Regions from separate parts of the Mus musculus genome. Here regions 1, 3 and 4 are each linked to region 2. The links are chromatin loops, found by intact Hi-C in ENCODE. Cell type or tissue: left cerebral cortex. All regions are shown on one strand.

What was found. Hi-C counts contacts between places; a loop is a spot of excess contacts. Peaks named below come from ENCODE experiments on the same cell type or tissue, not always from the same donor. Only the 100,000 strongest peaks of a DNase experiment are listed, where the experiment ranks them.
Region 1: it touches region 2 in a loop (4-fold over the local background); 10 of 42 quality-filtered maps call a loop at or near these places.
Region 3: a loop joins it to region 2, with 5 times the contacts of the local background. A loop is called at or near these places in 9 of 42 quality-filtered maps.
Region 4: it touches region 2 in a loop (4-fold over the local background); 2 of 42 quality-filtered maps call a loop at or near these places.

What each region holds. Positions count from the first base shown.
Region 1 is chr13:69,621,555-69,629,554 of GRCm38, reverse strand. It overlaps Nsun2 (NOL1/NOP2/Sun domain family member 2), which reads right to left. Exons shown (of 19, transcript NM_145354.5): 8 at 7,876-7,950; 9 at 6,262-6,392; 10 at 3,004-3,077; 11 at 2,389-2,519; 12 at 1,899-1,995; 13 at 1-20. Among named protein-coding and RNA genes, the nearest start is that of Nsun2, 14 kb to the right of the region's middle. In left cerebral cortex, no CTCF peak of the experiment used is centred here; DNase peaks (open chromatin) are centred at 4,290 and 4,836.
Region 2 is chr13:69,505,330-69,513,329 of GRCm38, reverse strand. Tent4a (terminal nucleotidyltransferase 4A) reads left to right here. Exons shown (of 13, transcript NM_198600.2): 4 at 320-440; 5 at 2,603-2,710; 6 at 3,639-3,767; 7 at 6,201-6,414. Among named protein-coding and RNA genes, the nearest start is that of Tent4a, 25 kb to the left of the region's middle. In left cerebral cortex, a CTCF peak has its summit at 3,551 (motif pointing left); DNase peaks (open chromatin) are centred at 3,064 and 3,515.
Region 3 is chr13:69,607,021-69,615,020 of GRCm38, reverse strand. It overlaps Srd5a1 (steroid 5 alpha-reductase 1), which reads left to right and starts at 3,558. Exons shown (of 5, transcript NM_175283.3): 1 at 3,558-4,054. The coding sequence starts at 3,774. Nsun2 (NOL1/NOP2/Sun domain family member 2) reads right to left here and starts at 3,005. Exons shown (of 19, transcript NM_145354.5): 1 at 2,833-3,005; 2 at 2,563-2,720; 3 at 1,979-2,083. The coding sequence starts at 2,928. In left cerebral cortex, a CTCF peak has its summit at 4,288; DNase peaks (open chromatin) are centred at 3,384 and 3,974; H3K4me3 peaks cover 2,318 bases; H3K27ac peaks cover 1,136 bases.
Region 4 is chr13:70,585,610-70,593,609 of GRCm38, reverse strand. It overlaps Ice1 (interactor of little elongation complex ELL subunit 1), which reads left to right. Exons shown (of 19, transcript NM_144837.3): 18 at 939-1,037; 19 at 3,798-4,921. The coding sequence ends at 4,009. Among named protein-coding and RNA genes, the nearest start is that of Gm36267, 15 kb to the right of the region's middle. In left cerebral cortex, a CTCF peak has its summit at 6,411 (motif pointing right); DNase peaks (open chromatin) are centred at 2,997, 3,228 and 6,415.

The sequences.
Region 1 (8,000 bases), 120 kb before region 2:
TCTGCAGATTTATTCTGGACCTGTTGAAGGGAACAAATTCATTTTCACACAAAAGCAACACACTTCGCACCACTGTAAAGAAATTAAGACTACTATGTTCCTGTCAACCACTTTTATTTTTTTTAAAGCATTGAAAGATAAACATTCTTTTTAAAAAACATTGCCTTTGAAATTTGCTCTTTAAATGGAATCTGCAGGCATTGTTCAATTCAGAGCTGACTCTCCAATAGCTTCACAAAGAACATCCCAGGGGCTTGTAGAGCCTGCCTGCTCTTGGTAACCCTGTGTCCACTCTGAGTAAGGCACATGAGTCCTACAGAGTTAGGCTCAGGCCCATAACTGATAGACATCTTAACAAAAGACGGCTATGGGAACTGTTCCAGGGTGTAATTAGGAGGAGCACACACACACCCAGGGCCTCAGGAACTGAGGCAATCATGATATACAACTAACTGGCTCAGAGCAGAAGCAAGTCATATTCTAGCACACTTTGCCTACCACACAAACCCTTCTGTGGTTATAAAATGTGGCCAGGAATTGTGCATTTCAAGGTCATCTTGGATTAAGTCTAAGGCTGCTCAGCTTTAAAAAATCAGAAAAGAACTGTTCTCTCAAGGACCTCATCCTCCCCTGGCCACTGGAGGCTCAGGGTGACTATCAGTCCAGCTTCTAGCTGATCTAGTTGAGACCTAACTCTGGAGTCCAAACTCCTTGGGAGTAAAGCTTAGAGCTGCAGTCTTCTGATAGAGGTAGGATGCCAGCCATATGGCAGTGTACATTTTCTAGTAGTGTACTTTAAAAAAAAGGTAAAATTAACTTTACTAATACGTTTTACTTATGGCAGTGTGTTTGAAATACTGTTTCTTTTCTAAGTGGTCACTGGAAGTTTAATATCAGGGTACCTTGTGTTCTCTTACAATGTGTTTTAACAGCGGCAAGCATTAAGTTATTTGGGGTGGATGTTGAAACTAGAGTCCTTGCGTATGCTAAGAACGTGCTCTGCCTCCAGCCCCAGCAGAGCGTGCTCTGGGTGTGATGTATCTTAGAGTGTAACAGTGGCACTTCCTGTGCTCTGTACCTACAGCTGGTGGCTGAGCTGGTGGCAACTGTTCTGAGGCTGTTATAAGTATGCCGTAGAATGACATACACTTGAGGTGCCTTCTGGCTTCAGGCTGTTTTAACAGGGCTTTAGTCTCTCTTCCATTTTACTGTTTTGCTTTTTAAAGTATTTTGTGTCATTTGCTGGGTTCCATGTTAGCATGCCTCTCTCACTCTGACCAGTTTCAGGTATCTGGCCGGGCCTGTGCGTGAGTGAATAACATGGCCTGCTGGAGACACACTCCTATGAGGTAGTATCTTACTAGTTAGTCATGCAGAGGTGGACACCGCTCACAGTGAAAGCCAGACATAGCTGTGCTGTCTTTTCAGAGGCAGTGGGTACTGTAGACAGTGGCCTTTTTGAGATGTCTCTTGAGGCTGTGACTTGGATTTGGCTCTAACAGCTTGTGGCATGGAGATAGGGATGGCTCACAGATAGGAGGGGTGTCTTACTCCAGAGCAGGACTCAGAGTGGGCAGAAGGAACCTCATGGTGCAGGGCAGGAAATGTCAGAGGACTCCAGGCTCAGAGTCCAGAGTCCTGCCACCATCAACCTCATGTCCTTTCAACTGCTGCTAAGTAGCTGGGGATAGACAGAGAGGGAACATGGCCCCAAATACATCCTTTCTCACTGTCTCTTTTTGAGGAATGCCTATGTTTTGTAAAATCTGAAATTCAAATGAAGCCCCCTTTCTTTAAGCTCAAGAGCTTCGTAACACCCTCAGCTCTCAAAACCTTCACTTGGCTCTGCATTTGAAATGAATTAACTCTTACAGGTCTTGTCTTCTGTTAACACTTACCTTGGGCTGACGTTTGTTCCACGGCATTGGTGCTTTCTTGACCAATACTGCCACAAAGAACCCTCCAGTATTCTGATGATGGGGCAGGATTCGAAGGCTACAACAGTACAAATGCAAAGTCACGCAAATGATCCAAAACTGAGTCTGCTGAGGTCTGTTCTGCCCTTACTGCACTCAGTGCTACTCCCAGAAGAACGGCATATCCTCACTGCAAAGTTGTCAGAGGGGAAGGTAAGGAGGGATGACACAGGGTGACACAGGGATGGGGAGATGCACGTGATCATCAAGGCACACTACAGGCATTTATGGAGCTATCAAAATGAAGCAAGAGTGCTGTACAGTTACCACACATAAATGAAGAAAGGACGGACGGCACATGGCAGTTTCCAAAGTACTAACTCTGAAATTGGACACAATACCAATATTTGTAAACACTGGTACTCACAACAAAGGACAGCAACCCTATCGACTCCACAGCTCACAAACTTACCATCGCTCTAGATGCATTGCCTGTAGCTTCTCCAGGTCCGTTGGTGGGAACATGGTAGGTCGGATTTGTGTATGCCTGCCCTGGGGAACCTCATGCCAGTCTGCAAACCACTGCCCGTCTCTAGTCATGACCTGTCCAAAGGGAGGAGCAGCAGCACCTCAGTGAGGAGCACACCGGTGCTCAGGGCAAGGCGGCGGATACACATCCACCCCAAGTCCAGGAGCAATGCCATCACTCCCACGGACTCGGTTTTCATTTTGTTTTTAAAACAAATCTCAGACGATTTTGTGTGGGGAAGTCAAGGGGAAACTATTTCTATTTATAAACCAAAGTTGAACTGCAAACCACACACATTAAAAAAAATAAATAAAAGGTATCAAGGTCATATTTATGTGTGTGAGAGCAAAGCCAGGTTCCATATGGGGAACAAAAGCAGAAAAGCAACCACATGCAATTATAGCATTTGTCTTTAAATAGAATCTGCAAGTGGAATCTATACTGAACAACCATGTGACACACTGATTCACAATGCCGAAACACAAATGTTTCCCAATGTTTGTGGCTCTTTCAAGGTGTTCCTAGTCCTTAGAAATAAAGTCCCCATCACAAGATTACCTTCCACTGTGAGACTCCAGGCATCCACTTCAGTCCTGGCAACTCAGCAGACACATCAGCAAGCTCAAGAGCTCCTAGGAACATACAAAACAAAAAAAACAAGAACCCCAAAGGCTTATATATTGTCCACATTCAAAGAAACCCCAAAAGTGCATACATCAAAGTACACACGTTGCGGCTCCACTCTTTCAAGACAGGGTTTCTCTGTGTAGCCCTGGCTGTACTCAAACTCAGAAATCCACCTGACTCTGCCTCCTAAGTGCTGGGGTTAAAGACGTGCGCCACCACTGCCCTGCACACGGCTCCACTCCTAAGAATGTCCAGAGAAGGTAAGTTCATAGACAAAAAGCAGCTTAAAGTGGACAGAGAGTGAAAGCCAGTAGGTACAAAGAACCTGCTTGAGGTACAAAAATGGCCTCAAACTGGACTGTGACAGACTCAGCTAAGTGAGTTTACGAAAAGTCATTTAATTACATTCTCAACACGCAAGTTAAAACTCAATAAAGCTGCTAAAATACACAGATAATATGTTTACACTGAAGCTGTAAGCATTAACTACGGTTACTGCTGGTTCCAGAGTTACTGCCCCACAGCTGGGATTCAGAGCCAGGTACGCTCTACACACACATTGATTAGGTGAACTGTGTCTTCATACCTTTTGGTCTAACAAACACCCCAGAAATTATGTTCAATTATAAAAGATTTCCAGGGCAGCTGTGAACATGTTCTAGTCCGGTGGTCTACAACAGTGACATGGTAGGAAGCTGTACAGTGGAGTCACCAGTTAGCATTGACCAGCTACCAAAACAGACTTGAGGAAACCATCCAAGCCCCTTGGAGAGGTGAAGGGAAAGCAAGTAGCTGTAAGCAAGTCAAAAGGCCCCAAAGGCACCCTTGCTAGGGAGCCGTCCATAGACGCTCTGCTCTGCTCTTAACAATCTCCCTCCTGGCCGGGCGCGGTGGTGCACGCCTTTAATCACGGCACTTGGGAGGCAGAGGCAGTCGGATTTCTGAGTTAGAAGCCAGCCTGGTCTACAGAGTGAGTTCCAGGACAGCCAAGGCTACACAGAGAAACCCTGTCTCGAAAAAACCACAAATAAATAGATAAATAAATAAATAAAAGATTCTCCCTCCTTCAAAGCAAGCACGAAGTGTAGACACCAGTTCTTTCCAGCACTGGGCCACTGGCTGCATCAAGGAGCAAAACTCTTCCCAAGTCAGGAAGGAGCTCACCCCTTCTTCAGCTTCCATGGCTGTGAGCCATCTTTCCTCCAGTTCTCAATTGCAGCGTGTCAGCTCTGAGCATCTGGTAGTCCCTGATTTCCCCGCACCTAAGTACTCTATGCACTTTTTGTTGCTCCATTTTCTGTTTAAAGCTTGTGACTAAGACTAAATGCCAGGCCTGATACAGAAGGATAGCTCCTGTCACCATTAAGCCTGTGTTTCAGGTGAGTTTACCGGCATTAACACTATTCTAGTCAAGGGAACTGCTCACCAAGAAACCTGAGCCATGTTTTATATCAATAAAAAGCACCACGAGAGAGAGAGAGAGAGAGAGAGAGGGAGAGAGAGAGAGAGAGAGAGAGAGAGACTCCCTCAACTCCTACAACTCCAACTACCTTCAGAGGGCTCTGCTAAGGGTCGACCCCAGCTACTGTTCAGGGCAGTCAAGGACTGTCACTGAACTTCTTCCTCAAGCTAGGCTTTTGAAAAAGGGACTCCTGTGAGCCTCAAGCTGGGCTTAACTCAGCCCCTCTGCCTCCCTCTCCCTGATATTGACAGCACAAGTCCTCTAGTTGGCTTCAGTGATAGGAACTGGCTGCCAATGCTAAGTACACTGCCTGCTTTTCAGAGCTGTGGGACTACGCCATCCTTCCAGCTATCAGAATCCTCCCATCCCTGAATGTCAGCTAACACAGGCATAAATCTGGTCAAGTTCAATTCTTATCACTTGGCAGAGAGTGCCTGTGGCTATGACATCATGATAATTTCCTTCTCCTCGTGCAAAATAATTGTTCCAAAATCTCATCTTTATTAAAGCTAAAGTGTAAGAATCGAATATAGCATATCAAATGTCAACCCAAAGGACCCAGCTGAGGGCTGACTGCACAGCCCAGGCCAGCCAGGGCTGAGGCACACCTAATGCACCCATGGCAGGTGGTGGGTGCTGAGCCACAGGAAATGTGAGTGAACTTTCCATATTATATTTAACTTCCATCATGCTTGTGAGGATGGCACTCTGGTGGACTGTGTTATCAAAACATGGAAAACACCTACTGACAACTTTTTAAAACCTCCAATACAGGTTAAGTTAATGGTGGAAAGCTAACTCTTCAGCAAAAGGCTGAAAGTGAAGCACTTTAAAAGCATTGTGAAAATGCTATACTGTTAGAAAATGCTGCCTGTCTGATGTCTCAGTGTAACTCAGTGTCTAAGACTTTACAGCAGTGGGACGGGTACTAACAAGTACAGGTCAGCCAAGAACATGTTGAAACTGGGACCTTGTGAAACTGGAACCGACTGACATCACTGCAAAGATCAGCCTGGTAAATCCTTAACACAGGAAGACTCCCCTTCCAGATGCACATCCCAAAGCGTGGAAAGCAGGCCAAGAAACCTTAACACCACGTTCACATTCACAGCCCCAGGTTCACAGGAGGTCACAAGTGCCCACCCACTGAGGAACTGTACAGACAGCTGGGTAACGCTCAGCTTACACATGGAATAAAACCCTGACAGAAACTTGCACTGCTGCAAACAAGGCAGTAACCTAGAGTGACCTAGAGTCACAATTCCAGAGACAAAAGCTGAATGGTGGCAGCAGGAGACACAGAGCTTCAAGGTCAGTCTCGCAGGATGAGGAACTGAGGACCATAGTGAAAGCTTCACAGCATCAATTAGCCAAGCATCCTGCGCTGAACACTCACAGGCAAGATGCTGGGGGGGGGGGGGGGGGGGATTATTCTACCCCATTAAACTCTTACACAATCAATGTATAAGGGTCTGGCATAGTTACAAATAGTCATTTTGTTATTAGAGAAAAATGAGCACAGCTTTGTCCCTAAGCTTTCAGGTTCCAAGTAATTCACAGACTAAGTCAATCACATCTCAGAAGCCCTTTTTTTTTTAAAGTACATCTCACTTTAAAGAGTTACAGGCATTGGGTTAAACATGCATGCAAATGGTGAACCCCCGCCCTCCCTCCCGCAGCTGCCTGCTCACTGTGCACTCTTAAGAACTGGCTGCACACATGCTCACCTTCACTCTTCTCTAGCAGAGCTGCGATCACTGCTTCATCCTCCACGGGGTTCAAGGAACACGTGGAATACACCATCCTGCCACCTTCCGCCAGCTGCTCAGCACCTCGAGTTGCAATCCGAAGCTGCAGGCTAAAGGTAGATCTCAGGTTAACACATCAGCCCCAGACCAGAGGCCACAGAACACCTACTTACTCCGTTACAAACATGATTTTCATGGCACTTTTATAATAAAAACAAAGCAAACACCTCTCAGGGTTGCAAGTGAATTTAATGTAACCTTATATAAGCTGTATGTTTGTTCCAACATCTATTTTTTATTCTGTTCTGTTCTGTTTCCCAACAGTTTAACAAAAAAACTATAATGTATTTGGAGAATTTCTCTACTAAAAAAATCTCCAAATTTATTGAATTATGTAGTTTTCCTGTGAAAAATATAAAACCTTTCCTCCATTTTATAAAACTAGTAGTATTTAATAAACAAAGTACTTGCTAAATTATTTGTAGTCAGTTTATACTAGTATACTAGCCCACTCACTGAAGAGCTTGTGCTTTTCATGTTAAAAGAAAAAATGAACACTAAAGCTCTATAGAAAGAGCCAAAGAGAACGCTGTGAAGGGAGGGAGGGTCTGGAAAGATGACTTAGCAGTTACGAGCATGTACTGAGGACCTGGGTTGGCTCCCACCACCCACATGGTGGCTCGTAAACATCCAAAACTGCAGTTTTCTGACCTCCATAGGCACCAGGCACACACAAGTGTGCACATATACACGCTCAAGCAAAACATAAACAACAGGAAGAATAAGTACACCACACACCAATACTGCCTCACACAAACCATGACAGACGCTACCATGAGAAGTCCACGGTGAAATGGGCATAGAAGGCAGATAAATGTGCATCATGACAGCATAAAAAGTAGCTGTTACTATGCCTTACTTATTTTCTTATTTATTTGCTTTGTCAAGACAGAGATTCTCTGTGTAACAGCCCTGGCTGTCCTTGAACTCACTCTGTAGACCAGGCTGGCCTTGAACTCAAGAGATCTGCCTGCCTCTGCCTAAGTGCTAGGACCAAAAGAATGTGTCACCAGGCCAGTTCGAAGTTACTACACTTACTTAAATAAGACTTTTAAGGCAATTGTTTTCAACCGTCCTAATGCTGCAACCCTTTAATATAGTTCCTCATGTTTTAGTGAACCCCAACTATAATTTTTTTTTTCGAAACAGGGTTTCTCTGTATAGCCCCGGCTGTCCTGGAACTCACTTTGTAGACAAGGCTGGCCTCGAACTCAGAAATCTGCCTGCCTCTGCTTCCCGAGTGCTGGGATTAAAGGCATGCGCCACCACACCCGGCTCATAAAATTATTTTGTTGTTACTTAGTAAGTGTAATACTTTTACAGTTATGAATCATGCTGCAAACATCATGGAAACATGAATCCTAAAAGCACCATAACCCACAGGCTGAGAACCACTGCTCTAACATAACTTGTAGTGGGCAAACTTTCATGAGGCAACTATTAACTGTGTCATCCGAGGCACACCGGTAGATGGTCTACCAGGGAGCCATGCATCTTGAAGTCTGCCTGTCTCAGTCTAAGCAATTCACTTACCCATGGAGCTGCAAGCTGTTTAAGGTTGTCCATTTCTTCCAGACATCAATGTTTTTTCTCATTGTGCCATCGCCACTGAAAAGAAGATATTTAACAAGTGAGCCCTACTTAGGTCATACCCAAGC
Region 2 (8,000 bases):
AACTGACATGGGCAAAGGCTCTGGAAGCCAAGTAGATTAAAAGTCTTCAGGGATCTCCAGACCTTGAAGCAAGAGCCAGTGACGATAGAATAGACTGCTGAAAACAGTTTATCCTGTCACCTGTTGGTTCCTGGGACTCTGAGGCCCTTTTCACTCTGGCTTTATATACTTAGATGACTCAAGAGCTGCATTCAGGGCTCATGGCTTAGGTACTTAGGGGACCTTGTTGATAAGAGGCAACATGCTGTGGTGCTGGCCTTCCCATGGGAGGCCACCTGGTGAGGTTTGTTGTGACTGACACAGTTTCTCTTCTGTCCAGTGACATAGACCTGGTTGTCTTTGGAAAGTGGGAACGCCCTCCATTACAGTTGTTGGAACAAGCCCTCCGGAAGCACAACGTGGCTGAGCCGTGCTCCATCAAAGTTCTTGACAAAGCTACAGTGAGTATTGGGGGACAGATACCTTCACCTGAAGTCCCCACATGGGGTCAGTGTCCTCTGGTTTTCTTACAGTGGTTACTGGTTATATTTTGATTGTCCTCTTGTGGTATAACCATACCAGTGACCATCTTCATGATTTACCAGCTGAGAACCTGTTTGGTGATAAGTGGATTTGTTCTCATTGTGAGATCTTAGATTTTCACTCTTGGCCTTAAAAGACTTGTGTCTGTCTGTGTCTGTAGAGTAAAGCAAGGCAGAGGATCACTACGGAGGAACTAGCACTCCACCTGCTGTTGTCCTGGTTTGCAGCTTAGAGATCTGTGTGGCAGTGGTGTGTGTGTGTGTGTGTGTGTGTGTGTGTGTGTGTGTGTGTGTGTGTAAGACCGCACACTAACTTACGCTGAAGGAGGAAAACCTGGAGTTCCCTTTGTTGCTCAGCCCTGTGTCTTCTTAGGAAAGGCACTGTCTCAGGGGAAACTGAAAGATAAGATTGCTTCTAAGAAGTTCCTGGGACGATTCATTGAAATGGTTTATGTTAGACAGCTTATGATCTCAGTCTGTGGCCCTGGTATGCACCAGACACCAGCTCTGCTGCCATGGACTGGTGTTTCAGTTTTGAGTTGGTGTGTTACCTCGTCTGTAGGGTTTTTGGGGAAAGTGTGAGTTTCAATCCAGTGGCTGCAAGCTTTGTTGGTACTTTTGCCTGGGGTGGGTGAGTGTTTAGATGGAAGCATGCCCACTGTGGATTGGATCTTCACAAAGTGTCTAGACTGTCCCTTCCCAGTGGTTGTCCCTCCAGGCCTGGCTACCATACTGCCTTTTATTTTATTCACCGGAACTCTGCTTAGTCATGAACCTTGGGTAAGATGCAGAAGGCCATGTTGTACTCAGTCAGTCCTCCAACTCACCGGCAGGCACATGAGGAAACACCCACAATGAATAGCAAGGGAAAGGCTTTGAGCTCCTTTAAACACAGTGGGCAGAGGTGACACCTTGCTATGACCAGGGTCCTGCTGTGGTCCAGGGTCCTGTTGTGATCCAGGGAAGGTCCTGCTGTGATCCAGGGAAGGTCCTGCTGTGGTCTGGGGTCCTGCTGTGGCCCCATCTGTGCCATGGTTGTTCTTTTTGTCTTTAATTCTTCATCCAGGGAGAAATCCAGCTGTCTTAGGCACTCTGACCACTCAGTCTTGCACAGTTAGTGAAGTGAGGCCCTTTGACAATGTGGAGGCAATGGGGACTTGCTGTTGGTGGTGGTATTCAGATGTAGGAGAGCTTATGGGTGGCCTGAGGTTCCTGAGTTGTTGAACTTTTCAAGATCCAGACAGAGCATTTGAGGATTGTTGGGTATAACTGCTTAGTCCTCCCAGACTCCCTGCTCCAGCATGTTGAAAAATATATACCTCAATTACTTGAAGGCATCCCATCCTGGCTGGTGTGTGTGTGTGTGTGTGTGTGTGTGTGTGTGTGTGTGTGTGTGTGTGTGTGTGTGTGTGTGTGTGTGCGCTCTTCTCTTCTCTTCTCTTCTCTTCTCTTCTCTTCTCTTCTCTTCTCTTCTCTTCTCTTCTCTTCTCTTCTCTTCTCTTCTCTTCTCTTCTCTTCTCTTCTCTTCTCTTCTCTTCTCTTCTCTTCTCTTCTCTTCTCTTCTCTTCTCTTCTCTTCTCTTCTCTTCTCTTCTCTTCTCTTCTCTTCTCTTCTCTTCTCTTCTCTTCTCTTCTTCTCTTCCTCTCCCTCCTGCTCGTCCTGTGATGATAACCATGGATCTGGATCTTGAAGTGCAAGGGCTTTGTGCTGCTGTGTATTTCTCAGTGTCTGGTCTAACAGAGCAGCTGTGGTGCTCTCACCCTTGGGTGTGTAGTGTGACTTTGTAGGGTGCATGTGCAGGTCAGGCCTCTCACCTGAGTCCTCTCTCAGGCTCCCATTCCCCTCTTGCTGTCCCACTTCAGAGTTGGCCTGTAGGAGATGGTAGAGTGGGAGTCCTGCTAGGAGAAGACAGGTCATGGACGTTGTGTGGAGCTTCATGACCACTGATTTTAACTCCTGACAGAGCCCTTCTCTTTAAAACTGACATCCTTGACCACCAATTCCCTTTTGTGAAGAGAGAACGGTGAGTGACTGTCTGGAGATGTAGATGTCACAGCAGTTTGTCAACTACATCCTCATAGGTGCCCATCATAAAGCTCACAGATCAGGAGACTGAAGTTAAAGTCGACATCAGCTTTAACATGGAGACTGGCGTGCGGGCGGCAGAGTTCATCAAGAATTACATGAAGGTACTGTTGTCTCAGGTGCCCAGTAGGACAGAGGTGTGAGACCTTGTTACTCATTTTTCTCATGAATGTTAAAAACCTTAGGATGGGTCATGGGTAGCAATACAGACAGTGCAATTTCCAGGTTCTGTCATGGGGTCTGTGGGGGCACTCAGGAAGTGTGTAGTTGCTTTCTGATTGGCTTTGAGTGACTGCTTCTTTTAGAGCACTCTGGGGAAATGTTCTGTGTTAGTGCACAGCCTCGCTCCTGCTCCCGGCTTTGTGCTACTCTCCCAACCTACTTTCTCACTTGCCAGACTCCGTCTAGGTTGGCTTAGTTTAGAGGCCTCAGTGCTTGTGAATGTGAGAGTGGCTGGTGCCTGAGCTGCTGCTTTCTGGAGCTTTGAGTGTTGGCACTCAGGCCACACAGCCAAGCCTGTGGTCTCTTTCCTCTGTCAGTTCCCCTTGTCTGTCATTGATCTGCAGGAGCATTTGCCCACTTCCCTCGCTCTCTGTCCCTGCTTTCCCTAGTTCTGTTCAGGGCTGAGCCACCTGCTTACTGAGTGCTGGGATTCTTGTGTCCCACTGATGGGGTCATGGCTTGGGCCTGGGGGTGTGGGGGCAGTACCCTCAGCTAGTGTGAATCCTTAAGCCTAAAATTGGAGTCAAGAGTTTTTGGGGGGAGGGAGCAGGAGAATGGGTGAGGAGTTCTTTTTCTCCCAGGAAGCTTGTCTAGAGTCCCTTCAAAAGTACATCAGCTACGGGGCTGGAGAGAGAGCTCAGAGGTTTTAAGAGTTTTTTCAATTCAATTCCCAGCAACCGCCCAGTAGCTTATAGCTATCTATAATGAGATCTAGTGCCCTCTTCTGGCCTGCAGGTGTACATGCAGGCATAATTAAAACAATAACAAAAAAAATATCAGCTGACCTGTATGCCTCTTCTTGGGTTTCAGAAGTACTCGCTACTGCCATACTTGATTTTAGTGCTGAAACAGTTCCTGCTGCAGAGGGACCTGAATGAGGTCTTCACAGGCGGGATCAGCTCCTACAGCCTCATCCTAATGGCCATCAGCTTTCTGCAGGTGAGCGGCCTCCGCACTGTGCTCTCCTCACCCTCACTGGGCTGAGGAGGCGCCCTTTTCTGCTTCTCCTCACAATGCTTTCTTGGTCAGCCCCCGTCCTGTAGGTTGATTCTGTGGGTGTAGGTTTCAGACCCTGGGTGATGCCTGCCTGTGCTTCAGGAAGCTCCAACTTTTACTATACTGAGAACTGTGGATTGTCAGTTTGGAGCAGGAGAGCAAGAATTGGTTTATTCCTATATAAATCATAAAAAGCCTTTTCCACTGGCGCTTATCTGTAAATTACTCCCAAATACCCTGAGAGTAAAGGGTAGTTACCAACATGGGGATGAGATGGAGACATTTCCTTTTGTGTTTTTGAGATAAAGTCACTCTAGTCCTGGATGACCTAGAACTCATGTGCAGCCCAGCCTGGCTTTGGACCCATGGCAGTCCTCTTGACTCAGTTTCCCTGGCACTGAGACTGCACATGTGAGCCACTCTGCCTGGCAAGCCCTCTGTGATTATTGGTCTTAAATTCGGTGTCATCTCTGCTTTGCGAGTAGAGCACTAGGAGCTGCCCTGTCAGCAGCTGGCCTCCCAAGCAAGGCGCTCCTCTCCTTGCTGGTTGGTTGGTTGGTGATGTTGAGCCAGAACCTCTTACATACTGACCTGGAATTCACTTTGTAGCCCAGGCTGGCCTTGAACTAGTAGCAAGTCTTCTGTCTTAGGCTCCTGAGCACTGAGATTATAGATGTGAGCTCTTACACCTGCTAACTCATATACAAAATAGCACCTGTGTTAAAGTTTTATTGCATTTCTATTGGCTTGAGAAAACATTTGCCTGTGTGTGTTAGTCACCTGAGTGTATGTCCCCATGTATATCACTGAGAGTGTATGTATGTCCCCATGTATATCACTGAGAGTGTATGTATGTCCCCATGTATATCACTGAGAGTGTATGTATGTCCCCATGTATATCACTGAGAGTGTATGTATGTCCCCATGTATATCACTGAGAGTGTATGTCCCCATGTATATCACTGAGAGTGTATGTATGTCCCCATGTATATCACTGAGAGTGTATACATGTCCCCACGTATATCACTGAGAGTGTACGTATGTCCCCATGGCTGCCCAAGTCTCTTTCCCCACGTATATCACTGGTTCTCCTTTGTGAGTGCTTGCTGAGGGTTTGTTATTCCCAATGACACTGCTAGCCTGCAAGTCAGACTGTAGCTCGGACTGTGGTGAGCTTTGATGCAGACGTGTTGCCCCTGAAGCATTAGTCCCCAGGTGTGACAGCGGAGAGGCTTACAGTGCTGAGCCATCACAGTGGGTGACATTACTGTTAGCGACATGGCCTCTGTTTATATCTTGAGTACCCCTGATTTGAGGTAATGTGTTTGGATATCTTGTCAGGACAGGTGACGTTACCTTGAGTGGGGTTTCCCAAGGCTTCCTGGTGTGCTGTTACTAGGATCCTTCTGGCTGTCAGACCTCACAGAGCTATATAGATGGGATAGCCCTCCTTCTGTGCCTGTGTTGGAGACCACCCACCTGAGGCTGGACCTGGTGTAGCATTCTGCTTATCTCACTGCTGCTGCCTGAGGGAAGAAGGCCAGGCCCTGTACTGGGCTGCCTTGAGTATTTGATTTGGCTCAAAAGCAAGGACATAAAGGCTTGGCAAGAGGACTGCCCTGTTATGTAGAGGAGGGAAGAACTCTGACATTATGAGGGATTATTCCTGGAAGGCCACATTCATGCTTCAGCCCTGTGCTACCAGGACTTGGACACTAGGGAGGCTTGACCGTCACCATCTAGAATTGTGCAAAGGACAAGTTCTCTGTGTGACCATGGAAGCGATGAGCCACACGCTACTCTTGGATGCTGAGAGTAACTGGCATGCCCACACTCATTCTGTAGTGGGCAGCTCAGGTCTATAAAGTTGCTGGCACCTGGGAGTTAGTTATCAGGGACCGTGGGCAAGCGTCACAGAGAGGCTGTGGCTTGCTAGAACAAAGTGTGCAGGTGAAATAGCCTGACAGTGATGTGTGAAAGCTGGAAGTGAGTTCCCAGGCAGAGTTAGCTCTGTCCACTCACATCCTGGTCCAATGATTGTGATACTGTTCAGTCTCATCCTGCTCCCTCCTGGTAGCATGTCAGGATGATGACATTGATGTGAACCATGCAGCCACCATCCAGATGACAATGTGGAAAACTTACCATTGCAGCATGAGGGTAACTAGATGTGTGTGCTTGGATGTCGTGGTCTGAATGGATGTTGAGATGTGTTCTTTCTTTCAAGCCTCCCACCAACAGAGGCTGTCCATTGTCTTGTGTTTTCTCAGGTGCTATCGAGTGGGGACCCCTCAGTGGGTTCCTGGAGAGCTGCTAGGTGAGTGTTGTTGGAGTGTAGCTTGAATTCATATGCTGGTGGCTCTCTTGCTTTTACAGTTACATCCAAGAATCGATGCCCGGAGAGCTGATGAAAACCTGGGAATGCTTCTTGTAGAATTTTTTGAACTTTATGGAAGAAATTTTAATTACTTAAAAACTGGTATTAGAATAAAAGAAGGAGGTGCCTATATCGCCAAAGAAGAGATCATGAAAGCCATGACCAGTGGGTACCGACCATCGATGCTGTGCATTGAGGACCCCTTACTGCCTGGTGAGCTTGCCCCTCTGGCTGGAAGCACAGTGCTGGCTTATCTCTACCAGCAGAACTCAGTGGGAACACTTTCAGGTTTCTAACGAGTTTACTGCACTTTAAAATGTTTACATTCTGGAAATATCATAACTAGGAAAGGCTAATCAGGGAATCCTCACAGGAAACATTCACTTCAGGAAGGAAGCATGGGCCAGGAAGTGAAGAATGGGGACTCCTGCAGGTGATTCTCCTGGCTTTCCTATGTCACTGCAAATGTTGCTCTTGCAGTATGTGGTGGCTGAGCTAGGACTCCAAGCCCCACTCCATTGGCACGTGTAAGGGTGCTTATCTCACCCACCGTGGTAACACTTGGTCTTTAAGTCCTTGCCAATCTGATAACTGCTGCACATTCTTATTTAGTTATAGTCCTTCCTGGTGCTTGCTCTTCAACTCTGCATATGCCTGTTGAGCCTGTCTTGGGTGATAGGCTAAGTGCATGATGGGATCAGGGCAGGCTGTGACAACAGGACGACGGGAGGCTGCAAACGCCTTGGCTTTGTTCTTCTTTCGTGGAACTGTGCGCTGCGCTGCAGCCATGGTCTCCTGAGCTGGCCACGTTGGTGTTCTGTGCTAGGGGAGCCTTGTCCACATGACTCTCAGATCCCAGCTTGTGCTTTCATTTGTATTCAGTCGCTTATTATTCTGCTCCTATTCCTTATTTATTTACTATCCTCATTTTTTTAAATAATGTTTTTATTAAATATTTTCTTTATTTACATTTCAAATGTTATCCCCTTTCCTGGTTTCCCCTCCGAAAACCCCCTATCCTCATCCCCACTTCCCCCTGCTCACCAACCCACCCACTCCCACTTCCCTGTCCTGTTATTCCCCTATACTGGGCCTTCGAGCCTTCACAAGACCAAGAGGCCTCTCCTCTCATTGATGTCCTACAAGGCCATCCTCTGCTACATATGTGGCTGGAGCCATGGGTCCCTCCATGTGTACTAGCTGGTTGGTGGTTTAGTCCCTGGGAGCTCTGGGGGGTTCTGGTTGGTTGATATTATTATTCCTTCTATGGGGCTGCAAACCTCTTCAGCTCCTTCAGTCCATTCTCTAGCTTCTCCATTGGGGACTCTGTGCAGTGGTTGGCTGTGAGCATTCACTTCTGTATTTGTCAGGTTCTGGCAGAGCCTCTCAGGAGACAGCTATATCAGGCTCCAGTCAGCAAACACTTGTTGGCATCCACAATAGTGTCTGGGTTTGTTGTCTGTATTTGGGATAGATCCCCAGGTGGGACAGTCTCTGGATGGCCTTTCTTTCAGTTTCTGCTCTATACTTTGTCTCCGTATCTCCTCCCATGGATATTTTCTTCCCCCTACTGTCCTCAAATTTAATGATTATTTTTAAACTGTTCGTTCTAGGGTGAGACTAATTTCTTTAAAAATCTTTTGAAAGGAAAATAGACAATTCTAGTGAGCTGTCTTCAAGTGGCTAACGGATCCCATAAATGGGGAGGTGGGGTTTTCGTGGAAACGTCCTGACAGTGTGTCATCTACTTGAGTGTCCCATGTCTTCAGGTTCTATTTCAGTGTGCCTGCATTACTCCT
Region 3 (8,000 bases), 100 kb before region 2:
GCCTACTCAACCCAGCATCAAACTAAGCAGGTCGGACAGTAATTAATCTCTGTGTTGGCACTGACTGTTACACCTGAGACAGGACAATGAATTCCTGTAACAAGTCACAGAGGTTCTGTGTATCTCTGTAGCCATGGTAACAAATGGGAAAATGAAATCAGGCTGACTGGAAAACAGACTCAAAGTGACAAACTTGAAACTTGGAAGTGACACAGAAAAATAGTTCTTAGACCCTGCTCAACCGTTGTGCACTAAGATACTTCTGTTAATTTCCATCTAAATTATGAAAAAGAAATTTTCTGTGGATGTTACACACAGCACTCTTTGATGTATCAGACAATTAAAAACAACTGAAATATTAACCCTGCTTCACCAGAGGCAATTCCATCGACGCCACCAGTCTGGAGTCCTAGTGAGATATTGGAGAAATCTTCTGCACACTGATTTTAGTGTCTGACATCCAGGACTCATTTAAACGGACCTGCTGTGCTTAACATGGTAAGGAAGGATATTGAAAACCCAAATAGCCAGTGAAAAATGGCAAGCGATATTCCATGATTAAAAAAAAACACAAAAGATTACCTAAAAACAAAAGACAACATCAATATACCAATAGCCAAAATGCAGACATGGTAGCATAGGCCTTCAATCTCAAAAGAAGAGGGGATTGTCTCTCTGAGTTTGAAGTTCAGCCTGTTCGACATAGAAACTTCCAGACCAGCCATGATTAAATAAGACCCTGCCTCAAAATGAAAAATCATTAAAAAAAAAATTAAAACCCATAGTTATCAGAAAAGACTCACTAAATTCACCTTTATATAGAAACTGCTTAAAATATTTTTCTTTTGTGAAAATTTTACCTAAAAATCTTAAATATGAAACCATAATTAAAAGTTTCCTTAAGTTCACTCAGGGTGTGGAGCATCTGAGCTGTTACTGAGCATTTCAGGTATTAAATATGAAATCCTACACCTTCAGAGCCAGGGATCACAGGTAATAAAAGGGCTGTCATGGGAGCAGGAGTGCCTGGCTGCTGGATACAGGGGAAGCCTGACTGAATGTGAGCCTACAGGCAGGCTGCGCTGGGAAACACTGGCACACAAGCCATAGCAACCTGTGATGAGACTGGCAAGCAGAGCTTGTCTTCCCTTCTACTCGGAAACTAGGATGTGGAAAACTGGTCATTGTAAAAAGAAGTTCAAGAAGCAACTCAGGAACATCAAGGAGGAAGCTGGACCCAAGACCAATTAACCAAACTCATTAACTCAATTAACTGCGAGTCACTGATGAACATGTGTACCCCAACCTCATGTTAATAAAAGCACTACAGGAAAGAACATTAAGATGCTTGAAAAGAGGCAGATGATGGGGGCTGGGGAGACGTCTCAGTGGTTAAGAGCACTGGCTGCTCTTCCAGACCAGAGGTCCTGCGTTGAATTCTCAGCAACCACATGGTAATGGGATCCAGTGCCCTCTTCTGATGTGCCTGAAGACAGCCTCCCTGCACTCGTATACATACATACATAAATCTAATAAGGCAGATGATGCTGGTACATGGATTTAATCCACCCAGCAGAGGCAGGTGGATCTGAGTTTGAGACTAACCTTGTCTACAGGTTTCAGAACACCCAGAAATCCTGTCTCGGAAAACAGACAAACAGATGCTTGAAAAATACATCCAGGGACTAGGTACACGGCTCAGCAGTTAAGAGTACTGTCTGCTCTCTCCCTCCCAGAGGTCCTTCCCAGCAACCACATGGTGGCTCACAACCATCTGTAATGAGTCCTGTAATGCCTTCTGGTGTGTCTGAATACAGTGTACTTATATATAATAAACACGTAAATCTTTATAAGAAGAAAAAAAAAGGAAAGTACAACCAAGCTCTTTAAGCCGACAGTGACTTTAGAGCTGAGAAGTGCATTAAAGGGGGTTGGGGACCTAAGAAACACCCAGCACGAGGAAGCATTCTGTACCCACCAGCTTAGTGGTTGTGGAACTTCAACTTTCTGTCCATCTACTTCCAGGTCCTCCAACTCCTTAAAGTACTTGTTCTTCAAGCAATGGAGAATCTCTTTGGCATGGCTATGGAAAAAAAAAAAAAAGCAAGTTTCACAGTCATCTAAGAAGGTGAGTTGGTAAGATTTAATAGCTTTAAGATTGCCAAGTGTTTTAAACGTAAAACCAGTTCTGAGAAGACGTTCCATAAGCGCTCCGGGGTGTGCAGACTTTTTAACACCTAGGCCCTGTTAACATCTAAGAAAGCAACACCATCAATTTTCTAACTCCCTCCAGTTCACTGTTCTGTTGGACACACCTTACAAATAAGGTAAAAGCAATACTGCATTTTGTCACAGCTTCAGTTTTTAATTGCCACGAGTCTTGCGGACAACGTACTTTGACGTGCAAGAGAGGCAAAGATTCCTGCTGCTCTGATGGTCCCCCATAGGACCCAAGTCTTTCCCGGGTCGCGTTTTCTATTCATATTCTAATGTCCCACCGAGGACGTTCCTGTGCACTACAGCCCCCAAGTCCACACCTCAGAAAAGACACAGCAAACGTACCTTTTGTACCCAGTGATTCTCAGTGTGGCTGGGAGAGGTTCTCGGAGTGACTCCATGAATTGGTCCCATTCTCCCTCTGGCACGATCTTGAGTTCCTGATAGTAGTGCTCGAAGAGCTTGTTCTCCTTTACGATCTCGGGATAGCCACCTTCCCAGCCCTGCCAGGAAAGCGACAGGTGAGCAAGCTCCGACCGACACCCGCGAACCCGGCCCACGAGCAAGCTCCGCACGCGCGAGCCCACCAGACACCCCTCTCGTCCCCGCGCCTACCGCCTGGCCTCGCTTTCTGCCGCCGTCGCTGGCGTCTTCCTCGCCCTCAGGCTGCGGCGGCTGCTGGAACCGCCGGCCCCGCGCCCGCCGCCCCATGGCCCACGCGGCTGCACACGCGGAGCGCACACAGCGACCCACCAAACCGCACGCACGCTGCACTTCCGGCTGCATCCCGAGGACCCCGCGGCTGGGTCCTAGCAGAGGCAGTCAAAAAATATGCCTGAAAGACACAACATGCTCCCGCCGAGAACTCACGCAAAAAAAAGGGTGGTATTCCTATAGAGAACGTGTTTCCTCAAATCAACCTTAAACGCCACTGAGCGTGAATCTCCCCGTCTTACACAGAGACTCAGGCACCTGCATGGACGACCTGATCGTAGCGCGTGCGCAGAGAGTCATGGAGTGTTGTCCGATCTGTCGCTGTCCGGGTTAGACTGTGGAGGGGCGTGGTTGCAAGTTAGGCGGGGCGGAGCGAGAGTCTGTTTCGAGCGAAGAGGCGGGGTCTTTGCTGTGTAGGCGGGACTTTGTGGGTGATGCGAGGCTCTGGTGCTCCGCTGTGGCGCTGAGGGGGCGGAGCTCCGGCAGAACTTTTCGCGAGCCAAAGGAGCTCTCAGCCAATGTGTGTAGCGCTCCAAGATCGGGCGGGGCTCTGAGGAGCGGGGCTCGAGACTAAGGCGCCCTCCCCCCGAAGAGGCGTGGCTCCCTGTGTGGGCGGGGTTTTACCCAATCGTTCTCTCGTTTGGATTACGGGCGGGAGGGTATCTTCTGGTGGTGCTAGCCTGTGCTCCTGTCTCCGCCCGAGCAGGTGGCTCGCCCCTCCCCTGGGCAGGTACACCCTGCTGGAGCGCTGGCCCTTGTGGGCTGCTCTGCGCCCTCCTCCTGAGCTTATATGTGGCTCCACTTGGACATCCGAGCATGGAGCACGCTGCTCGACCTCAGCTATGGAGTTGGATGAGTTGCGCCTACTGGATGCGCTAGTCTACCTGGAGGGTTTCCTGGCTTTCGTGGCCTTCGTGGGGCTCCAGATGGTGGGCTCTTCCTACGGCCGCTACTCCTCGCAGTGGTCCGGCCGCCGAGTGCCCGCGCGACCTGCCTGGTTCCTACAGGAGCTGCCTTCAATGGCCTGGCCGCTGTACGAGTGCATCCGTCCTGCAGCCGCCCGACTGGGCAACCTGCCTAACCGCGTCCTGCTAGCTATGTTTCTGATCCACTACGTGCAAAGGTAATGGTCTTCCCTCCTGCGCTTGCTCCCGAGGACCCGCGGCTCAGAGACTTAATTCCGAAATACAAAGGATTGTCTAGAAAGGGAGGTAGAAAGGACCGCACAGAAGCGGTGGAAGTTCGTGTCTGGTCAGGGATAGTGGCACAGTGGTCCGGATTTCTTCCCTGCCCATCTGCAGACTCCGCCCTAAGGAGTATCTGCGATGCCATCCAAGCTGCATTTCTACTGTTTCCCCCTTGGGGAATCTATCCCTGGTAGCCTGTCCCATAGCCAGGTGACCTAGCTTCAGCTTGCTAACAACCTACTCTGGAACCACTGTGGACCCCGAATGTGGACTGGAGCAATTTCAGAGATGTTTTGCTTTCTCTGTGTGAGATGGTATGAATCTTTCCCAGGAGGTGTTATGTGAAAAATGTTTTAGTGACCGCCTCAAGTCTTTGGGTTTTCTAATAAACTGGACTGGACTGTCTCTAGGTCTTATCTTTAACTGACCCAACATTTATTAATAACGTTTAAATGTTTTCATCTAGATTCTGAAAAGTGCACAATTAAAAAAAAAAAAGGATGTCTCTATATCTAAGGAAGTTGAGTTCTGTGACATTTGGGACATGGGAAAGTCTCTTATCCTCTCTGATCCTAAAGTATTCATTTCCCAGAGAGGCTGGGAGAATGCATTGTTGTGTTAATAGCCTCTGCTTTCTTAAATCCAGTGAGGAGAAAGAATGAGTTTCTAGATCTATTGCCCAAAGTCCACTGTGGCCACTATGGTACATGAGTTGATTGATCTTTTGCTGTTTTGTTTTGTTTTGTTTGTTTTTTCAAGACCGAGTTTCTCTGTGTAACAGCTTGGCTGTCCTGGAACTTACTTTATAGACCAGACTGGTCTTGAACTTTCAGAGTTCCACCTGCCTTTGCCTCATGAGTGCTGGGATTAAAGATGTGCACCGCCACCATGCAGGGCTGGGGAGTTGATTTTTGACTGATTTCTTGTCAGTATTAATGCAGGCCCTTTATATGAGGGCACAATCAACATACAAGGAAGACTGAGTTCTGTGTAACCCAAATTGTTGATAGAGTATTCCAGAAGCTGAGGAGATGGCTCAGCAGGTGCATAGCCGTTCAAGCCCAAGGACTTGAGTTTGCATCCCACACAAGATTCTGCAATACCAGTGACCCTGTAGGGAAATGAATGCAGAGATGAGAGAACCCCTAGGGCCCAGGAGCTAGGTAAGATGGTGGTATACACAGCAGCGAACAACAGGTAGAAGGTAAATACCGACAGCCGAAGGTGTCTTCTGACCCACATATATGCATCTCTTCTGTGGCATACGCGCATCTCTCTCCGTCCCTCCCTTCCTCCATCCCTCCCTCCCTCCCTCTGCCCCTCTTTTCCTTCCTCTCTCTCACACACAGACACACACAAGTACAAAAAAGATATGGCCTATGAAATAAAGCTGTTATCAAATTGCTTGGTTTATTCTTAAGAAAGGCTGGGACCTTACTGCTGTCTGAATATCCACTGAACTCCTGTTCACAGAAGTATCTCCTTAAGAACACCAGAATTTGTGTCTGTGTGTGTCTGCAATGGATAAAAGCAGGTCCTGCAAGGCAAAGTGCTAGAGGTATGTAAGTCTAAATTACAAATTCTGGAGATTCCCTTTGGACTGAGAACGTAGCACAGTGGCAGACCAATCCCTTAAGATGTGCAGTGAAGGCTCTGAGAAGGGAGGCACTCTGTCCCTAGCACTGAGAGAAGGGAGGGGACTCACAGACTATTGGAATGAGAACGTATGTGCCGTATTCGATTGTACAGCCAAAAAGATTATCAAAAGCAGCCTATGGATTACATACAGTATTTTGAAGCTAATAACTTGGCCTAAAGAGTTACGAGGAGTGGGGATAGGGTCGACAGTCTTAAGGTTAAACAGACATCCTTGCAGAAGTTATTTTTGGTGTGAGGTTGTGGTGACCATCGCTCAAGGTTCTGATGCTGGCAGAGTCTGGGGAGAGATAAGTCTTGTCAGGAACACATACGTGCAAGCCTCTCTGACTGCTCATTGGCTTTATCTGTCATTAGTACTTGACGAAAGTGATTCTTATTTGAACAGCTGTCACCTTTTCCGTCTTTGATGGAGTACTTCCTCTGAAGTCTGCCTGATCTGGTCCTATGAACGAGGGATGGTAACTGGAGATCAGTGTTCACAAGCGCCCTTATCTCAGGCACATAAATGGGAAACTTAGAAGGAGAAGGAGCAGTTTTCATGAGCCCACTGCGAGGCTCTTTTCACTGTTTCATAGGCACTAAACATCACTGTCTTATTCAAATCCATGCGTTTGCAGACGCTTATCATACAGTAGTTACAGAGTTCAGAATGAGGCACAGAGGCAAATTCAGATCTGTACCGGGATCCGTGCCTTAGAGATAAGCAATCAGATAAGTCAGAGGACCAGTGGGGTTGAGCTGAGACCAGTTGTAACCATTAAACTTGACCTCTCAATTCACGGACTGGGGTCTCAGTTTCCCCAGAGCTTCATACAAGCGTAACATGTGACATTAGTGCCAGCACTAACGTCTAGCAGTGAGAATACATGTATCCCAAACATGTGCAGCACGGGTGTTTTCCTAGCGTGCTTCACAAACCTGCTACCTGCTCAGCCCCCTGGTAGCCTGATTCATCATTAGTTCTACTTTATTTCTTTCTTCCCAGTCTGGAGCAACCCAGCTATTCAACTGGGGGAGTGGGGACAGGGAATCATTCTATCTCACAGAATTCTTTCTCATACCAAAATAACCCATTGTTCTGTTTAAGTTTTCTTACCCAAAACTCAGCCTTATAACTATCATCCTCTTCAGGGCTACCTCTTCTATTTGACGGTCCCTTTCCACCTTGCTTATATTTCCCTCTTTATCTTCGTAGCTTGTGAATAATCTTATTTGTTAAACCCTCCGAGATAGACAAAAAGCAGTCCACTTCGCACTAAAAGAACACATCTTGTGTTCTTCTCATTTTCCTACCCAGCCCCAAACCCTTCAGTTTGATTTTTTTTCTTGTGCTCTGTATATGTGACACTTAGTGACACAGAGTGGGTGAAGACAAAAGTGGCCAAGGTTGAATTCTTTCAGAGACCAGTGTTTGCTGCAGATGCATGTTCGATCACTGTGAAGTGTTTTAGGGAGGCCCTGCATATTGCTACACAATAAATAGTTCTTTGCATGGAATTTAATAAGCCCGGAGGACCTAAATTTACATTTAGCTATTGGTATTTCAGAAATTTCACTTAACTTGGAAATTACTAAATTCTGGGTGCCCTCCATGCATAAAGAATTGAATTTGATCCCCAGGAGAGGAGAAAGAGGATGAAAGTAAGTGTGAAAATGGAGAGAAATAAGTCCATCTCACTCAGACTCTATTGGAGTATTATATAATTTAGTATAACTTTACATTTTCTAACCTATATGGGTGTGATGATATACTTATTCCTTTAATCTCAGCACTCTGAACTTGAACCCAGAGACCCTGAAAAAAACATTTTTTCAACTTACAAGGAAAATTCACTTTATTTATCTATGTATACATTTACTTATTTAATTTTGGTTTTCTGAGACGGGATTTCTCTGGGTAGCCCTGCAGTCCTGGAACTTACTCTGTAGTCCAGGCCTTGAACTCAAGAGATCCACCTGCCTCTATGTCCTCCTGAGTGCTGGGATTAAAGGCCTGTGCCACCATGCCTGGCTGCACAGTTCATTAATCTTCATTAATCTATCTTAGTTAGGGTTTCCATTGCTGTGAAGACATACCTGGAACAGGGCAACTCTGATAAAGGAAACCATTTAGTTGAGGCTGGCTTACATTTTCAGGGTTCTAGTTCATTGTGGTCATGGCAGGATGCAGGCAGACATGATGCTGGAGAAGGAGGTGAGAGTCGACCCAAAGGCAGTAGAAAG
Region 4 (8,000 bases), 1.1 Mb before region 2:
TGCACCACAGTCCAGGATGGATGGGAACTGAGAGAGCTGTGCCTTGTCCGTCAGGCATTAGCGCTAGCCAGGCAGAAGCGCCTCCTTCACCCCGTGAAAAGACGCTGCGGTTCATCTGGTGCTGCCTTTGTACTGTGACCCTCCCTCAGAGTGTGCAGTCAGCCCTGTGCTCTGTCACCATAGTCTGTTGGTAAGGCCACAGGCTTTCTCTGTTAACCTGGTAAATTTGCCTGTGTTATATTTGCCTGTGGTGACTACTACTTAAGTTCCATTTCTGCATTCCTGTCTGTCTTAGTTAGGGTCTCATCGTTTAGTTAGTGAAGAAACACTGTGACCAAAGCGACTTGGGCAGGAAAGGATTTATTTGCTCATGATTTCCATCACAGATCATCATCAAAGGAAGTCAGGACAAGAACCTGGAGGTAGGAACTGATGTGGAGGCTCTGCAGGAGTGCCGCTTACTGGCTTGCTCAGCCTGCTTTCTCAGAGAACCCAGGACCACCAATCCGTGGATGGCACCGCCCACAATGAACTAGGCCCTCCCACAGCAATCATTAATTAAGAAAATGCCTTATGGGCTTGCCTATAGCCTGATCTTATGGATGCATTTTCTCAATTGCAATTCCTTCTTCTTAGTGACTTTAGCCTATATCAATTGACATTGTAAGAAGGCAGCAGGTGTTTGTGCTTTCGCATGGGTACGAGGTGGTGAGCAGCACTCTGAGTGGCAGGGTGCATCGATTTGTGCTATGAGCCCTGTGGCCTCAGCTGTCTCACTGAGTGGTAGCCCACACTGCACTACAGGTCTTCAGGCTTAAACTATACCATGTATGGTGGGAAATGGAAAAAAATTAACAAAATAAGACATGAATTACAGTTTCCAGGAAATATTAGCCAACATTTATTGAACTCTGCTTTGCTGTGTTTTGTTACTTCAGGTCGATTAGGCCAGTTGGGTTTGAAGGAGGGGTTTCCAACTGCTGTGAAGAATATCAGCTCGGTTATTGGTATGTTCATACAACATGCTCAGGATGAAGGTAAGACTGTGGCTTTCATTACCCTTGAACTGTTCTCCCTTCATGTCCTGAGGACATGAGCCAGTCCTTCCAACTTAAATTCATGTGCTTTTGACCTTTTGTGGTGTGTTGTATCTTCAAGGGTCAGTTGCTCTGACGAGCAGTTCTTCCTCAAAAAAGGGAACTCTGCTCCAGGACTGGTGCCTTGTCATTCAGGAAGCATCCTGAGAATGGCTTACCACCTCTCACCCATGCATGTATGAGCACAAAATACCTGCTGCCTTCTTGGGTAGATAGTGTGCTAGCTAGTTCTGTGTCAACTTGACACAGACTGCAGTCATCTGAGAGGAGGAATCCACAACTGAAAAACTGCCCATGAGGCTGCCTCCTGGGCTGTATCCTCAGAGAAAACCTGCACAGCAGCCAAAGGGGAGTGTCCTGTAGCAGAGTGGGCCCTTGTGTTAACCATTATGGATTTCATGGCATATAATTTAATGTCTTATTTTTGTGGGTAAAGCTTAACTCAGAGTAACCCTTCGAATGATGAGTCTGGTGTCTCTTTTGAATATTGAGCAGTGAATGAATAATGTAAACAGCTTTGTACTAGATATACAAATTGACAGCTTAGACACCCGGTGGCACTGGGCTACTCCTAGCCACAGGTCTTTGTCTTCAGTTCTGGGTGGCAGGTCTGATGTGCGTGCCAGGCACATGAGTAGCAGCTGTAAGCAGTTTCTCTAGACACTGTCCTGCTGCTAAGGCAGTGTTCATTGCTTCCATAGGAAAGTGCTCTTGATGACAATTTGGATACTACTTGATATAAAAGGTAGTCAGGGTCATAGCTTGTAAGGTGTCTCACTAACATGTGCGGCCTGGACTGTGTTGCTGTCATGGGTGTAACCTAAAAGCCGTGTATATTAGTACATGCCTCCTAGCTCCCTGGAGGTGGAAAGGCACTGTCCTCATTTCATACACTAAATGCCAGAGGGAACAGTAAGGAGCCTGCAGTGCCTGTCACCCCTGTTGCTGCGGCCTGAGTGCTGCAGTCTGGAAACCTGCTTAAGGCTGTCAATGCCTCGTTCATGTCTCGTTGAGTCCTGACTCTGAAAAGAGCCATATGTATGCTTTTCTTGATTCTTCGGTATCAGGGAAGAAATTCTTCTAAATTCTCAATTAGAACTAACATGTAGACACATGGATTTCTCTGGCCTTTGCTTCCTATTTGAGGAGGGGAACCTTCCAGAGCTGCCCTTGGCAGAAAATGAAAATCTAAAATTTTTAAACACTGACAAAATACCAGAGCTATAAAATTCCTATCATGAATCTGCTAAATAGCATGAACGTATTAGTTTGTTATATTGGATTACCTTTGCTATGCATGTAAGGCATATATGGGTCATAAATGAATGTCATGGTTAGAGATTAATCCAATCTGTGATATGTGGATATGCATTTGCATGAGGGACACAGCCTGAAATTCTAATTTGCCTTGTTTATCCCTGCCTTGCTCATAGAAGATGGAGATACATGGCTAATAATGAACTTTAGCTCCTGAAACATTTAGAATTCAGTGAATTACATTAACTAAGTTATAAATTAATAAATTAGATTTTAAAAAGTAAACTTTTGCCAACATAATGATAATGGCACTCTGGTTAAACTACATCTGTCATAATGGCCTGGAGCCATGCTGGTCTGGAGTCACACTGGCCTAGAGCCACACTGGTCTAGAGTCAAACTGGCCTAGAGCCACACTGGTCTAGAGCCACAGTGGCCTAGAATCACACTGCCCAGGAGCCATGCTGGTCTGGAGTTATACTGGGTTTAGAGTCATGCTGCCCTGGGGCCACACTGGCTTAGAAACGCTAAGCCACACTGGTCTAGAGAAATGCTAAGCTAGAATCACACTGGCCTCTAGCCATCCTGGCCTAGAGCCACACTTGCCTAGATCTACACTGGCCTGGAGTCACACTGGCCTGGAGTTACACTGGTCTGGAGCCAAACTGACCTGGAATTAAACTGATCTGGAGTCACGCTGATCTACAGCCACACTGGTCTCGAGTCACGCTGATCTACAGCCACACTGGTCTCGAGTCTCACTGGCCTAGTGCCACACTGGCCTAGAGTCAAACTGATCTGGAGCCAAACTAACCTGCAGTTATACTGATTTGGAGCTATATTAGCCTGAAGTCACACTGGCCTAGAGTCACTGGCCTAGATCCATGCCGGCCTAGAGTCACACTAACCCAAAGCCACACTGATCTTGAGTCACACTGGCGTGGAGCCACACTGGCCTAGGCTCAAATTGGCCTGGAGTCACACTGGCTGAAGTTATTCTTGTCTGGAGTCACACTGGCTCAGAATCATAGTCTCATCTGGTGTCAGTTGACACAAGGGTAGGCTTTTGTATAAATGGACTACTTAGTAAAAATAGACTAAAGTTATTATGATTTTCATGTCTGTGCTGGAGGCTGAGCGTTTTGTGTTAGTTGGTGTTGTTAGAGGTTCCTCGTGTTTTTCCAGCTTCATGGGGTTAGAGGAGTAACCCCATGTAACTGGTAACAGCCAGTGCCCAGAGGGACAGGGAGCTCTTAGTTTTCATTTGTAGACAGGTCTTGAATGAACATTTTTGTTGTGAGACATTTTTCTTTGTAATGTGACTTTCTCATTAGTGGCCGCAAATAGTCCATGTCTGAGTAGTTTTCTTTAGGTCATACGCGGAGATGCTACCAGATGCTTTCTTTGTCGATGTATTATAACTGATTTGAAAATCCTTTTCAGATATCCCATGGGGTGTACAGCTTGCAGCTGTGTATGCCCTTTGTGACTTGAGTCCTAGCAATCCAGCAGAGATATCCAAGATTCTAGAAGCTTGGCGAACACAAACTTCCAACGCTATTCCATCCGCCATTGTCCACTGTTTGGAAGAGGTTGGCTCTCTGAGTGCTGATGGCTCGGCTGGCTGTACAAGCAAAGGAGACTCTGCACCCTGAGAGCTGGCTGTCAGCTCCCTGAGACAGGAGGCTTACCGGAAGGTCACGATCACTGCAGAGAGAAGGGCTTTAGCCAGCTCTACTGTAAAGCTCTTGCCTTCTTTCAGCAGAGAACGGCATGATGCAGATGACAGGAGCGCGCCTCGTGGTCTGATGAGGACAGAGGCAGGCAGCTGCATTTCCCCCTATACCACATGCATTTCAGTTATGACTGTATGGTCACAGACATATAGATTGTATTATTGTATCTTGGTCAAACAACAAAAACTTGAACTTAGCCCTTTTTATTTCTTTGGCTGCAAAAGTGTCCTTTTTAGTGGCTTTTAAAGGTTGAGTGGCATTTTTTATAATGATCTTAAACATACAAAAACATGGTTTGGTACCTGAGTCATTTTTAGAGTTTATGCTCAAGTAAATGGCTAGGCAAAAGCAAATTGTCTTTTAAAACAAGAACTAAGCAAGTCTCTCACTGTTGTAGCTGGAAATGGCTCCAGAGGTTTAACCACAGCATAGTGCGCAGCTACCGTAGTACCATAGTAGGACAAACTTGGTGGAAGTGTATGTGAGTGTGTTTCTTCCCATTTGTAAATGTCCTGAACCATAAATTACTATCAGGATTAACTGACAGAGCAAGACTCCCATTTGGCTGTGTAGAGATGGCCAGTCTGAGGGAGCATCAGAGCCCTGTGGGCTGTGTGCATAGGGACAGCTCTGTGGGGTGTGTGCATACAGACAGTGCTATCTATGATGTGTCTCACATTGGATGATATTCCACTTTCGGAATTTTTTTATTTGTATATAGAAATGGGTTTAATAACTCACTGTGATTCTGATTTGTCTTATATTCATCATTTCTTAAAACTCTTGTATGTGTTTTTATAATAAAAAATAAAAGCAAGCCATACACACTGTTGTGATTGTTTTATGTGGTGCTTGATGTCCCATCTGTAGTGCGGATGAAGATGTGTCCCAGACTGTGGAGTGTCAAATGGTTCTGTGTAGACTTCGCTATTCAGTTATAATTGCTGTCTATAAAGTCACACCTGACAATGGTTCTGGTGACTTGCATCTGTGTCTTAAGTAGCTTTCACAAACATGAGTGAGTGGGTTGCCCCTTTGGAAGTTCTTCTTTAGTGCCTCCTTCTGCCTATGCTCTGAGCTAGTGCTCAACGAGCCTGTTAAGAGAGAGCCATATTCTCAATGGGTAAGTCTCTTAAGTCATCACCCACTGGACCTGGCAGTGATGGGTCTGTAATCACAGAGAAGGGGCACAGACGTCAGCATGAGATCTAGGTCCTCTGAGGAGGTAAAGTTGGAAGGACCCAGAAGAGCATCTAACAAGAAGAGGGAGTAGTCGCATTCCTCCTGGAAAGTGAAGGTAGTCCTGCTGAGGGTGAGAAGGTGTGGGGCCCAAATGCAAGTGACTGTCCATGGGATCCTCTTCCACAGCAGCCTGCAGGGCACTTAAGGCTGGGCTGCAGGTCTCACTGTTTAGCCCTAGCCTCCAGAGGTGTGGGGCTGCTGAAGGGTAAAGGATGCTCTGGGCACGCCCAGAAAGGCAGATTGACATAGGTCCTCAACAGGTACAGGAGGAAGAGGGGGTGCAAGATATTCAACTGTTGGTGGCCTTGAGCTCCCCCCCCCCCCCCCCAATAAGCAAAATTAGAGATCAGGGCAGAGATTTGGGGATCAGTAGCTGATGGAAGCAAGCGCTGACTTGCTCATTCGTATTCATATCCTCCGATTTTTCCTTCCTCACTCTTTCCCTCCTCTTCCTTCCCCTCCCATCTGTCTCCTCATCTAGAGAGAGCTTCGCCTCGGCCCTCCTGAATGGAAGGTGGGACAGAGTGGAAGAAAGCACAAGGTCCCCATTGCTAGGTAAAGCATTGAAGCATCTGTTGGTGAGTGGTGGCCTGTCGAGGTGGCAAATAAGTGGGAAGGGAGAGGCCTCGCTTCCTGTGTCTTGAGTGTCCAGGAGTTGGGCATCTAGATGTTTCCACAGACAGTGGCTTCTCCAGTCCAGTAGTACCAGTTCCAGCACAGACTCCATCCATCCATCCATCCATCCATCCATCCATCCATCCATCCATCCACATGGACAGAAGTCACCCATGGTGCTGTATGACTCTCTGCAGGCCAAGTAGCTTTAGGCTGATGAATCCTGGTACCCAGCAGAGTATAGATGGAGGCTTTTATCATCCTGACTGAAAAGTGAAACTGTGTGGAGACAAATGGACTGGACGTACCTGCTGGCCCTCCGAAGACCTCCAGGGTCATGGTGCAATATATCCTTGGAGCTGTCACATCAGTGAAGGTGGTCATTTGTGGTTTTTTCCTCATTATAAAAGATGGGGCTGTGCAGCTCATCAAATGCCACTGTGGAAGGAGGATGGATTTGAATTGTGGCCACCAGAGGGTGCTGCAGACCATCTTGTAAGCAGAGCCAGGTGACTAGGTGGCTGCTCATCAGGAAAGCACTTTCCTACTCCTAAGCTACTAGTTTGGCTTCTTGGGCCCATTATGTCTAAGGTACATGGGGGTCAGGTGGGTGACAAGGTAACAGGTTCAAATAATTTTTAACAGTTCAGTCAAATTCTCTCTGGTGATGGTTAAAAATAATCACAAAATAAAACACTTGAGGGCAAAACCCCAGATGTCCAGGCGTATTACTGGCTGTGGGCAGGTGTGGCACTCTGGCCTGATGGAGCCGTTCAGAGGAAAAGAGCTTCTCACATGTTCTGACATGCTCCTATAGGAAGCAGTTAAAGTGTGACTAGCACTTACGGGTACCTTGCAGCAGAGATGAGACAAAGGCTTTAATGAGGCAGTTCTAGAAGCTGAATTTCTAGAGTAAGGAAGGAACTAACTTTAAGCCATTTCTGCGCCCTGTCCGACACTTCCTCGTGAATGACTATGAACCCTGGACACCCCTTTCCTGCCTTTCTAAACAAAGTATTAACAGATGCTATTTTTATACCAAGGCATTACCTTCTTAATGTTCTTTGACCACCCCTCCTTTGTCATCAGTGTGTTTACCACTGGTAAGTAATTTCTGCGTGCAGCTGAAGACAAAGTCAAAGGCCAGAGAATTCCATATGGGTGGCATGGGTGCAGCATTTATGAAGGACTCTGCTTCATGGAGGAGGTTAGATCTTCAGCAGGCTCGGCGAGATACACCCCTGGGTTCCTCCTGCTACCAGCCTCTCTACTGTGCCAGCCCCAGCCCTTCCCCAGTTCCTGCTGGGACTCACAGGCCAGCCTACCACTTCTGTAGAGGATGAAGCCCGTGAAGATCTCTGGGTAGGTTCAAGACACACATCCCTGCAGATGAAACTGAACCAGCTGGGTGCTGAAGAACGTATCAGTGTCAACAAAGCACGGTTACCATTACCAGCAATTGATGTTAAATTGAATTAGGAAAGACTGGCCATTTTCTTTCTCAAATGGGAGCAAGAAAATGATACCGCCATTCACTGCCATTCTAGAAGTCCTAGACCAGGGGGATCAGACTGGTGAAAGAAGAAAATAGCAGTAAGATTGGAAAAGAGGAAGGTCACTGTCACTGCACATAATGTGACTGTAAACAGAGATCTACAAAAAAAAAAGAAGTGTTAGGACTAAAGAATGCACAAATCTCAAAACAAAGAAAATAGCATTCAAAGTTCAGTAATACTGCCTTTGCCGACCATGGGATATCTGAAGCAAATCAGGACAACACCACCAAAGGCAATAAGGTCAACAAAAGAAATGAAAAATCTAAACACCCCAAAAAGAAGTTTTTGATGCATACAGATAGAAAGGCTACCCTGTGTTCACAGGGTCCAAAAATCACTACTGTAAAAATCTCTGAAATCCGTTGCAATCTAGAACAAACAGGACATTCTATACAATTGTACAACCTCTAGTCTGAACTCTCTGTTCAGAGCCACAGAAACCTCCAAATAGGAAAGCAGTCTTGAGCATAAAGAACAATGCAGAAGGCATTGTGCTG